Linked DNA regions of Homo sapiens: region 2 is linked to region 1. A link is a loop called in an ENCODE intact Hi-C map of the cell type or tissue named here. Cell type or tissue: endothelial cell of umbilical vein. All regions are shown on one strand. Each heading gives the region's core, and the rest is flanking DNA. Links, peaks and the distances in the headings are about the cores only. Region 1 overlaps NDFIP2 (Nedd4 family interacting protein 2). Region 2 overlaps LOC105370273 (a long non-coding RNA gene).

What was found. Hi-C counts contacts between places; a loop is a spot of excess contacts. Peaks named below come from ENCODE experiments on the same cell type or tissue, not always from the same donor. Only the 100,000 strongest peaks of a DNase experiment are listed, where the experiment ranks them.
Region 2: it touches region 1 in a loop (4-fold over the local background); 8 of 110 quality-filtered maps call a loop at or near these places.

The regions. Positions count from the first base shown.
Region 1 is chr13:79,538,893-79,544,283 of GRCh38, reverse strand. NDFIP2 (Nedd4 family interacting protein 2) reads right to left here. Exons shown (of 8, transcript NM_019080.3): 4 at 4,509-4,602; 5 at 602-726. Among named protein-coding and RNA genes, the nearest start is that of LINC01068, 25 kb to the left of the region's middle. In endothelial cell of umbilical vein, for the core only: a CTCF peak has its summit at 2,639 (motif pointing right); a DNase peak (open chromatin) is centred at 2,613.
Region 2 is chr13:78,975,360-78,980,750 of GRCh38, reverse strand. LOC105370273 (a long non-coding RNA gene) reads left to right here. Exons shown (of 5, transcript XR_942108.4): 2 at 1,016-1,106. Among named protein-coding and RNA genes, the nearest start is that of LINC00331, 140 kb to the right of the region's middle. In endothelial cell of umbilical vein, for the core only: a CTCF peak has its summit at 2,134 (motif pointing right); a DNase peak (open chromatin) is centred at 2,150.

The DNA of each region.
Region 1 (5,391 bases), core at 139-5,138:
AGGAAGGTTAGAAGAAGCATGAGGGAAAAAAAGAGTTCTGATAACCACTTCACAGGCCTTCACTTTTGAGCTCTCAATGTTTTCAAAAGAAAACAGTGAGAAGATATTTAAGGTCATGATAATGTGACTAAACGAGAAATTTTTATGTTTTAACTTAATTTAGGCATACCTGCACTATATCACAATAATAGTAGCCATGATTTACTGAGCACATATATTTGTGCAGTAACTGGATAAGGTACTTTAATTACATTATTTCCATACCTCATAAAAATCCTACAAGGCAGCTATTATCAGCCTATTATAAAGAAACTAATGCTCAGAACAATTAAATAAAGTTAAGACATATAAAAAAGATGAGATTCAAACTTAAATTTTTATTATTTCAAAGTTCTTTCCACTATATTAACAACTTCTCATATGATAAAGTTATAAAGTGTTCATACCACAGAGCTCACTATAATGATTAAGTATAGGATTTAAGAATAAGCCTTGAAATAACTGAATTCATGAAAATAAAGTGACCATTTATGAACCACACAGAAAATTTCATACATCTCATTTTAGAGATAAAAGAGATACAGGCTATCAAGACACTCACCCTGACAATAAGGATCCATTTGATCAAGGAAAGGCCAAATCCGCAGATAGCACCATACCTTCCAGCTATGGTATTGGTGATACAGAAGGATAAACAAAATCCAAGCCAGTTGAAAATAAATGCCACTAAAAGCAACAGAAACCGTTCTTTTATAAACCACAATTTGGAAACAAATTAACATAGACATATTAATAATATTTCATGGCTCAATGGAAACAGCAGCTCCCTTTCTTTTAACTCTGCCAATTAAGCCTTCTTTATAGACTATAGCCTACTTTTTGCAAATGGCTTATTTGCTATACTGTATATCAACAAATGGGTAAGCTTGGTTTCTTGTCAGTTTGGCCAACAGGAATCCATTCCTGAAAGCTTATCATTAATGGTTGTAACTGCAGTTATAAACTAGCTTAAAACCAGATCACAATGTATCTCACATGTGGTTCCACCCAAGAAGTCCAGCCTAAGCAATCAGCCAACAAAATTGGCTTTTTAAAAAAGGTAAAGCAGGCCAGGCACAGTGGCTCATGCCTGTAATCCCAGCACTTTGGGAGGCCAAGGCAGGGGGATCAGCTGAGGTCAGGAGTTCGAGACCAGCCTGGCCAACATGGTGAAACCCTGTCTCTACTAAAAATATAAAAATTAGCCGGGTGTGGTGGTGGGCACCTGTAATCCCAGCTACTTGGGAAGCTGAGGCAGGAGAATTGCTTGAACCTGGGAGGTAGAGGTTGCAGTGGGCCAAGATCACGCCACTGCACTGGAATGTGGGCAACAGAGCAAGACTCCGGCTCAAAAAAAAAAAGGAAAAAAAAGGTAAACAAAACAATAAAATTGAATACTTGACAAATACTTTATGGGTTTCCTCAGCTGTAATTACAATTCTTAGATGTTCCTTTTCTGAATTTACTTATGCTATGTAATGTCATGTAAAAGCTATATAAAAAACAGCTTTTTGTGGACAGAATAAGACATCAATGTTTTGTTTTCCAAGATGTGTCAAGATGTGTAGTGTCCAGATAACCCCTTTAAAAACTGTAACTTTTTGACTTGTATATGGTAGGTGCTCAAAAGAATAAACTGAATAAAGATGCTTAACATCAATTGTTAGGGAAATAAAAATTAAACCACAATAAGATACCATCACCAAACTATTAGAATGTCTGAAAAAAAAAACAAAAAACAGAACAACACAAAAAAACCATCAACACCAAATACGGGCAAGGACACAGAGCAACAGGAACTCTCATTCATTGCTGGTGGGAATGCAAAATAGTACAGCCACTTTGGAAGACAGTTTGGCAATTTCTTACAAATCAGAATTCACATTTCAAAACACCCTTCTAATTATTTTAAGGTTACAAATACCTTCTCTTTCTGTTTCCCTCAAGTCTAAAATGATAATAATGCAGGTGATTACTTATTATCATGGCATGCTGATGTGAAGATTCACACACGGTACAAATGGCTAAACCTCAGAAGAAAAGTTTTCTAAACAGGATCAAATAAGAGCCCATTACATTTTGAAGTACTAAAATTTAAGGTCATTTCCATAGACTGTCAATTATCCATAAACTTTTCATTTCTAGTATTTGGCAAATAACCAAATTCTGTTCCATTCTCTTAGAAAATTTCTTAAAAATAAGATCAGAGATATGCACATTAGGCATGTATCTGAGGCATTTTATGGTAACACTTTAAAAGGATTTTGAGAAGCAAAAGCATTATTACAAACATTTCTTCTTTTACATTTTCTGAACAAGAATATGCAATTATCTTACCAAATTTAAGTGTAAACTTTTTTTAGGTTATGTGAGGTAAAACACTGAAAATAAAGAAGGAAAGAATTAAGCCACCAAAAGGTTTTAATTGAAATAGTCTTATTGATATTCACTGTAATTTTACTTGTGCAAGTTATATAACCTGAAATGCTTAAGTTATAATTAAACCACACTAAAAATAAAATCTATTTCTGGACCTTTTTACCCACAGTAGCTATTAGATATTTAAGAAACACGGAAAATATAGCAAGTTGCAATTTGAAAAACAGCCACTAGATGGTAGTGATGACAAACAAATCTATGCTTATCAAGCAAATAAACTCTAGGCCTATAGCCTGCCAGAAAAAAAAATCAGGAAATACAGGTAAAAATATAAATTTACTGTTATAATGTTGGTACAATATTTGTAAAACAGGAAGCATTAAATATATAAGTTGTGGAAACAATTTAGTAAAAATTTAGTAAAATATATATTAAATCTATTAAATATAAATATATACATTTACATTATATTAACTAATATACTACCACTGGCTAAGAATAAAGTCATCCAGTGTGTCTAAGTTACCATGCATTTATAACACATCAGTGAAAGGGCTTCAAATCTAAAAAATTAAAATTAAAAAGAAGATACTGGTGGTAAGTGAAATAAACGGAGAAATAAGACTTCTGAGTTGCATAATTAGAAGGTGTCAAATAACATGTTTTTATTCCCCAGAACCAGGTATTTATACTAAAAATAATACAATATATTTAGATCCTTTCCTTTCTAATTAAGGTTTCTTAAAAGGTATAATAACAATGAAAGTAATGAATGTTTAAGCTACTCTTTTTTGTAAACAAACTGTGAGAAGTTTGTTATTAAAATGTTATTAATATATAGGATTACCAGTTAAACCAAAATTAAGATAAAAACCAAGGTTCACAGGACTAATATTACAAAACAGCACTCATTTGTAACCACAGTTTATTTCCTTTTTATTATACCTAACATTATATAACTAGAAATTGTAACTAAAACCAATTTAAGATTTAAATCTTGCATATACATTAGCTGGTTGACAACGTGAACATTACAATTAGTAAATTTGAGGAGCTGTCTGCCCTCCTTGCTCATTCCCCTCCCCGTCTTTTCTTCAGCAGATGAAAATAGAAGGGAAGCAAGAAACCATTTCAAACTTGGAGGACAGGGTTTACATGGACTTTCAGACTCAAAAGTGACAACTCACGAAGGCTGTATTTTCTACTTTTTAAAGCTGAATGTGGCACTTTAAATAAGTAAATTATTTCTCGGTTTTATGATCATAATAAAGCTTTTAACTAAATTGAATTAAATCAGCATTCTATCCAAGAATGAAAGCTTGATCATTTAACCAGATTGAGGGCAGAAATTAACTATATCATAGACTAATAAACTTACTTAAATGAATATTGGGTTTCTACCACTGGCTTTAGTAATTTAAACAGTTGATTGGGCATCTTATTATTTAATGAGTTTACTATGTCAATCCCTGTATTATGAATTGAAATAATGAAGACTTTGACACAGTCTTCCCTCAAGAAGATTAAATTTACTTTATAAGTCAAATACTAAGAATTCTGCAAGATGTTAAAATGTTACTGTTTCTGATCTTCTAACTACTTAACATTCCCCCAAATAAGACTTATACTTTCATAACTGTCTGTCCCAAGTGACACTGTTCCAGTTGCCCAGAATATCTGTTTTTCCAATCCTTCTTCTAGCTTAAGGACACTCAAATGGAAATCCTCTGCCCCAATAGTGCAATTTATAGTTTCATTCTATACGCTCCTACAGAGCTGAATGGGCACCAATATAGCAGTATTTCTCTTTAAAAATCTGAAATAGCTTAAATATGCTTATGTACTTTTACATGTCAGCATCTTCATAATGGCTGCAACGCATAAATTTATCCAACAAGAGTTTGATAAATTCTAGGATTTGTATTTAAACATATGATCACAGTATTCATTAGTCCAATATCAGGAACAATTTACATTTTAAGAAAGGTAGACATATGCTAACAATATTTGCTTCTCTTCACTATGTTACTTTAATACACATACAGCCAATTCATAAAAACAACCCAAAATAGTTTAGGAAGATTACTTACTGAAAAATGCCAGCATGAAAATGCCATCATTCCCCACTCTGAGCTGGTCTGCATCACTGAAGTCATCTCTTGGTGGACACTCTTCCTCCTGAATCTGTAAATATGTAACATTGGAATAGCTCACTAAAAATTACAACTTTATCATCTTAAATGTAAGCATAAGAACTTCAGCAACATCTAATGTTCTCAATTTGTTGTATAGACAAATGCAATAATGAGTACAATGTCTGGCACAGAGTAATCAATAAGCATTAGCAACTAATATTTTTTCACAGTCACATTTGAAAAGAGTAACTTTAAAGATAAACACAAAAAAGATAAAAGATGAATAACATCAAACTCATAAAAATGGTATCAAGAAGATACATGTGACAGTGCTCCATTAGTAATGACTGGGAAATAAGAACTTTCATAACCAGTGGTGGAGTATAAATTGGTACAACTTATATTGTTGGCAATTTTGCAATAATTATCAAAAATAAAAATGTGCATACCCTATGATCCAGCAATTCCAGTTCTTAAAATACACTGCACATATATATATATGTATACACACACACACATATTCCCTCTTATAAAAATGATGTATTAAAGATAATTCATTCCAGCAATGTTAATAAGAGCAAAAGATTAGATACAATCTAAATGCCCATCAACAGCAGACTATGTTAGGAGACAATTCTCCCCAAGTCTATCATGTTTCTACATGTCTTCCAGGTAGAGGCATTGGTGGCCTTTTTTCTGGAAAAGCTGCCGGCATTCGATGCCAGTCCCTCAAGCAGCCACAGAGCTGTACACTGCAAAGCCTCAGGGGCAGAGCTACCCAAGGCCTGGGAAGCCCACCCCTTGTACCAGTAAGCCCTGGATGTGAGACGTGGAGTCA
Region 2 (5,391 bases), core at 162-5,161, 560 kb after region 1:
TCTACTTTCAAGTCTTTAAAAGTGGAGAGAAACTATGATATTATATCAATAATTCTTCTCAAAATTTATCCACTGGTTGTAGTCCATTAATGATACTTTCCTGAGTCAATTATTATTATTAGGGCTGCCAAATGGTGGTTTTTCTAATTTCATAATTTCTTTAACATTTATTACAAATGTTGCCTTCCTATTGTTAGAAAACTTCCTTCTCATTCATATGTTTGTTTATATGTTTATATTAACATGAACTCATGGAGTTTTACCCTATCCAGTGGGTACAAACTTTTACTGTCATTATTTATTTTGATTCTAAATGGTCCCAGACTTGTCTGGTGGGGGCCCCTCAAGCTGGCTCCTAAATTTCATTTATTTCATTTTATTTTGAGACAGAGTCTCACTGTGTCACCCAGGCTGGAGTGCAGTGGCAAGATCTCGGCTCACTGCAGTCTCTGCCTCCTGGGTTCAAGCAATTCTCCTGTCTCAGCCTCCCAAGTAGCTGGGATTACAGGCGCCTGCCACCATGCCCAGATAATTTTTGTATTTTTAGTAGAGACGGGGTTTCACTGCATTGGCCAGGCTGGTCTCAAACTCCTGTCTTCAGGTGATCCACCTGCCTTGGCCTCCCAAAGTGCTGGGATTCAGGTGTGAACCACCATGCCTGGACAAATTTCACTGATATTTAATCAATTTTCAAGTGGTTTTCTTTGCATCTTATATTCACATCCCTACCAACCTCACACTTTGATCTTGTTGTTCTTTTAGTTTTGTAAACACTGCAAAGCAGCCATGTATACCCTTCAATGAAGAAGGATAAGTAATCACAAATTAGGATACTCTTAAAAAACTTGTCTTTGAAGACTTTATTCTTCATAATCAAATTTTACATAAAGCCAATCCCAATATCAATTTAGGGTGATAATGTAGGACAGTAACAGCAGCTGAATTTTGTGTTTTAAAGCAAACCTGCATTTTGATTTTTTTCCGATTATTTCATTCTCGATCACTTTATTTGCAGATTCAGAAAAGCCTGAATTTGCAAAAAGTTTGTTTCGATCATCATAGGCAAGGTGAAATAGAAAGTCGAAGAAATCATCTCGGTCATTACGGTAAAGTACCACTTCTTTCTGTGGGTAAAAGTATTCTTGGTTTTCTGTTTGTTTTCAGGGCTGAGAGTGTATGTGTGGGTGCAGAGGGTGGGCAGTGTGGGCGTCAGATGGAATAGGGGAAGAGGGAGAAGGTAGTGTGGGAGAGGGCCACCTACCCTACCCAAGAAACTTAGCAGGCTACAATGATAAAGTGTAAAGAACAATTACTCAATTAAGATTACTCTGTCTCTGTAAATCTACTTGCCTCTTTAGACACATTTAAAATATTATAGGATTTTAAGGTTTCCAGGGCTAATTTTAAGACACAAACCCCTAAGCAATGCACATGAAAAAAACAATACCTTTCCTTTGGGACTACCTTTTCAAACTCCAGTGTTTCAAATACAAATTACAGCAGATACATTTATGAAATGAGTGGCCATGGATCCTCTAGAAGTCCTTCAGCTAGGATGCTCAGCTTGGTGGCAAAGGTATGTTAGCATCCAGCCAGGACTCCAAAAGCCGTGATCCCATAATTGATCCGACTGAGACTGTGGAGGAATTTAAGCATAACATAATCCCTCAAATCATCTTTTGGCCCCAATTGCATGTTAACAGTTGCACAGAAATTAGGCTACACGTGTATTTATTATTTTGCAGCTTTGCAGACACAACAGTATATTCCCCCATCTGATTTATTTGATTGACAGAGGCCTTGTTTCGGTTGCTGGAGCTCCATTTCTCTGGCTCTAAGAAATTCAGAAAGTGGCAACCAGGGAAAAGACAAGCAACCAAATCTCCTGCTTTCACAACTGCAGTGCTGTCTGAGCTTGTGTCTGGACTATCATATACCATTACAGTTGATCAAGCTTAAAAAGCAAACTCAGATTTTCAAGCAAAGCAGTCACTGGAGTACATTTATGGATCGTGTTCTCATTCCAATACAGTCCCCAGGGGAGAAAGTGAACAGCACCAGGAATGGATCTGCTGTTTCCCTTCAATATAAGTTTTGCATAATACAGAAATGCTAGTCTGTAAACAATATGAACACCTGTCATACACATGACAACCAGAAGGTGGCACAGTCTTAACATTGACCAAGTTCTGTCAGCTCTACTGTTGAATCCAAGCAGATTTGTGATAACTGCTGATTGCACTATATACATTCATTTATGCATTTGTGTCTGTCCTCAACTACATATAAACAAACCTCTTCCTATGCCTGAAAACTGAGAACTCTTTGCTTGTTTCCATTTTCTTTTTATCCCCTCTCCCCTCCCCACCTATACAATTAATATTGTTTTGGTTTAAGCTTCAGAGGACTTGAATATTGCTCTGTATTTATCTTCCTGTTAGAAGCACTTGGTTCATGAAACCTAAATGGAGCCTCATGATTTGCATCTTTCTTATGTCTTATTTGTAACCGATTGCCATCATGAGAAGATCTTAATTTTATATTCATTCATTAGTAGAGTTTCATTCAAATAGTAATTAACTCTTTGATCAAAACTAACAAAATGAATTACTAGTATTGAGTGGTGTGCATTCATATAATTCAAAAGGAAATTATAAATTTCTGATGCGTTAAACATTAGATTTATATTGCAGGTTCCATTATAAAGAAAAGGCCATGAATTCACTAGTATTTTTCTTTCTTTAAGAGAAAAGAGAGCATGCCTTTGTATTTTATGAAACTGGATTTATTAAGATTCATGAGAGGCCTTAATGGTAAAAATGAACAGTGTGTAAAAAAGTTGGCAACATTTCATCACAACCTGTGAGTGCTGGCAATTGGCATCATTTTTATACCCAAAACGTACACTTCTCATGGCCACCAAGTAAACTCTTTAAAATTAGTTACCCTTCAATTGTGAATAAAACCAATTTCCCTGATGTGAATTCTTGTATTTATTATTTCTTGTTCATTTAGGTGGAAGGTCTAGATTGAAAATGGACCTCCTGTTTTCCAATATTTGGGACAGCTCCCTTCCACATTATCCCTCCATGCTTCCATGCTCACACCTCTCCACAAATGGGGGAGTTCCCTGTAAATTGTTCCTTTCACTTGGCCTTCTATGCATTCTCTCCTTCTGCCTCTGCCATCTGGCAGCCTTCCTGCCCCCACATGATGTCCTCTGTCCTTAGTCCAATATGCCTGTCAGAATGCTTATTGGGAGGGCAACCCTCTCCAACTGGGAAGCATACTTAGCCCCTACGTATAGGCGGCATCTAACATTGGTTGAACTAAACCATCACTTAGTCATGGGGAGTTCAAATAGCAACACAGAGAAAAGTCTATATTTACTTTTTAATAAGCATAAATCCTGAAGCGATGACTCATTCCTATGAGCACCCTTCCCTACTAAGTCCCCCTTAAAAAAAAAGGCACCACTTAAAAACCAGATTCTAGATATTTCTCTTTACAGAATATGAAGAAAGTAGGCTTAAGTGAAGCCAAGTGGGTAATATATACAAATATACATCTTTTTCCTTGTTGGACATTTTTGAAGGCTATTTTACAGGTATAAATAGGTCACACCTCAGAGAACCTAAACGTTTTATCTTATATGCCCTAACCTCAACCTTCTAGGCTTTAGAATCAATAATGGCATTTTTTTGTCCCCTCCGGTTCCATTTCTACTTAAGCCATAAACCACAGAAATGGAAGCTTAACCTCATACTGGCTGTGTGACATTTTGACTCTCCCCTCAGGGTCCTGAAATATCCCAGCATATGCCCATTCTGGCATAAATCAGAGAACGGCAAGCTCAGGGGACACCATATGGCCAAACGCCTGCATGTTACATTGGGGCATGCTGAGGCTTCAGGTACGCCCAGCTAGGCTTAGATCTGGTGTTGGTCTCATGGGCCAGAATTGAATTCTAAGAAGTCCTCTGGGGAGGACAGTCCAGCCTATGGAGGGCTGAGAATAGCTACTTCAACCTGGAAATGTTTCAAGAATCTACGCTAATTGAGATTGAATTGTCATCCTCTCATGTGAATCATCAACTACAGTCCTCTTCTGCTCAAGGATAAGTGGTGAAGTGAAGATTTACTTCTATAGGGGCCAAGTGGAGACAGTGCTCCACTCCTCCCTGACATAGCCTGGGTGCTTTAGGAACCAGGAGGTTTTCCTCCTCTCCAACTGAATAACACCATAGTAGGTCTAACAGATAAACGATAAAGCCTCAGGATTCTCATGCCAGTATACAGTAGGTGCTAAATAATGTTAAAGCGAACAAATAAGCTCTCAGGTTCCATGAAATTAAACGTAGGTGGTAGAAATAAATCTTGAAACTTTCCTTCTGCTCCCTCTTCTCTCTTCCCTGTGTCTTATAGATTCTGATTTTCTATTTAGCTCCAGAGTCTACATCAGAAGTTGTAGATTTCTTTTTGTGGAGATGTTGTTGAGGGTGTGATAAAGAAGGCTGGCTTGCAACAAAAGTCAGGAGAGCCCTTATGCTGTTTCCTTAATAAAGTATAATAATTCAAATCAATTAAATTTAAACTTCTTAGTAGTATAATATAATCAATTATGTACGTGAAAAATGAGGAAGACAAAGTAGATACAGAAAGGAGAATTTGGGGCCAGGTGCGGCAGCTCACACCTGTAATCCCAGCACTTTGGGAGGCCAAGGTGGCAGGATCACTTGAGGTCAGGAGTTCAAGACCAGCCTGGCCAACATGGTGAAATCCCATCGCTTCTAAAAAATACAAAAGTTAGCTGAGTGTGGTGGCATGTGCCTGTAATCCCAGCTATTCAGGAGGCTGAGGCAGGAGAATCGCTTGAACCCTGAAGCCAGAGGTTGCAGTGAACTGAGATCGCACCACTGCACTCCCACCTGGGTGACAGAGTGAGACTGTCTCATAAAAAAAGGAGAATTTGGAAAGGAATGGAAAAATAGAAAAAAATGTGAGGATGAGAAAGTGGGAAAGAGGTAGAGAGTAGGCTGTGATAATGTGTACCAAAGAAAAACAAACACGCAATTAGTTAGGCCAGTGATGTTTTTGAAGGATTGCTTTCCTCACTGTGCTTGAGTGCCCTCATTTGTAAATGTGTACTTTCTTCTGAAAACTGTTGTGGAGATAATATGAGTTTGGTGGTGAAAATACCTGGTATTGGCACATGGCATATGGCAAGCCCTCACAAAACTTAGCCATTATTTTTCTTTCCTTATGGGTAAATCAATATGATAAGGATGGCACATCTTTACAATTTAATTTTTAGATTTAAGGAAATTACAACAAAGATCCCAGTGGGTTTGGAGTGGAGGGAGATAATACAAGTATTAAATTCATTCAAAAG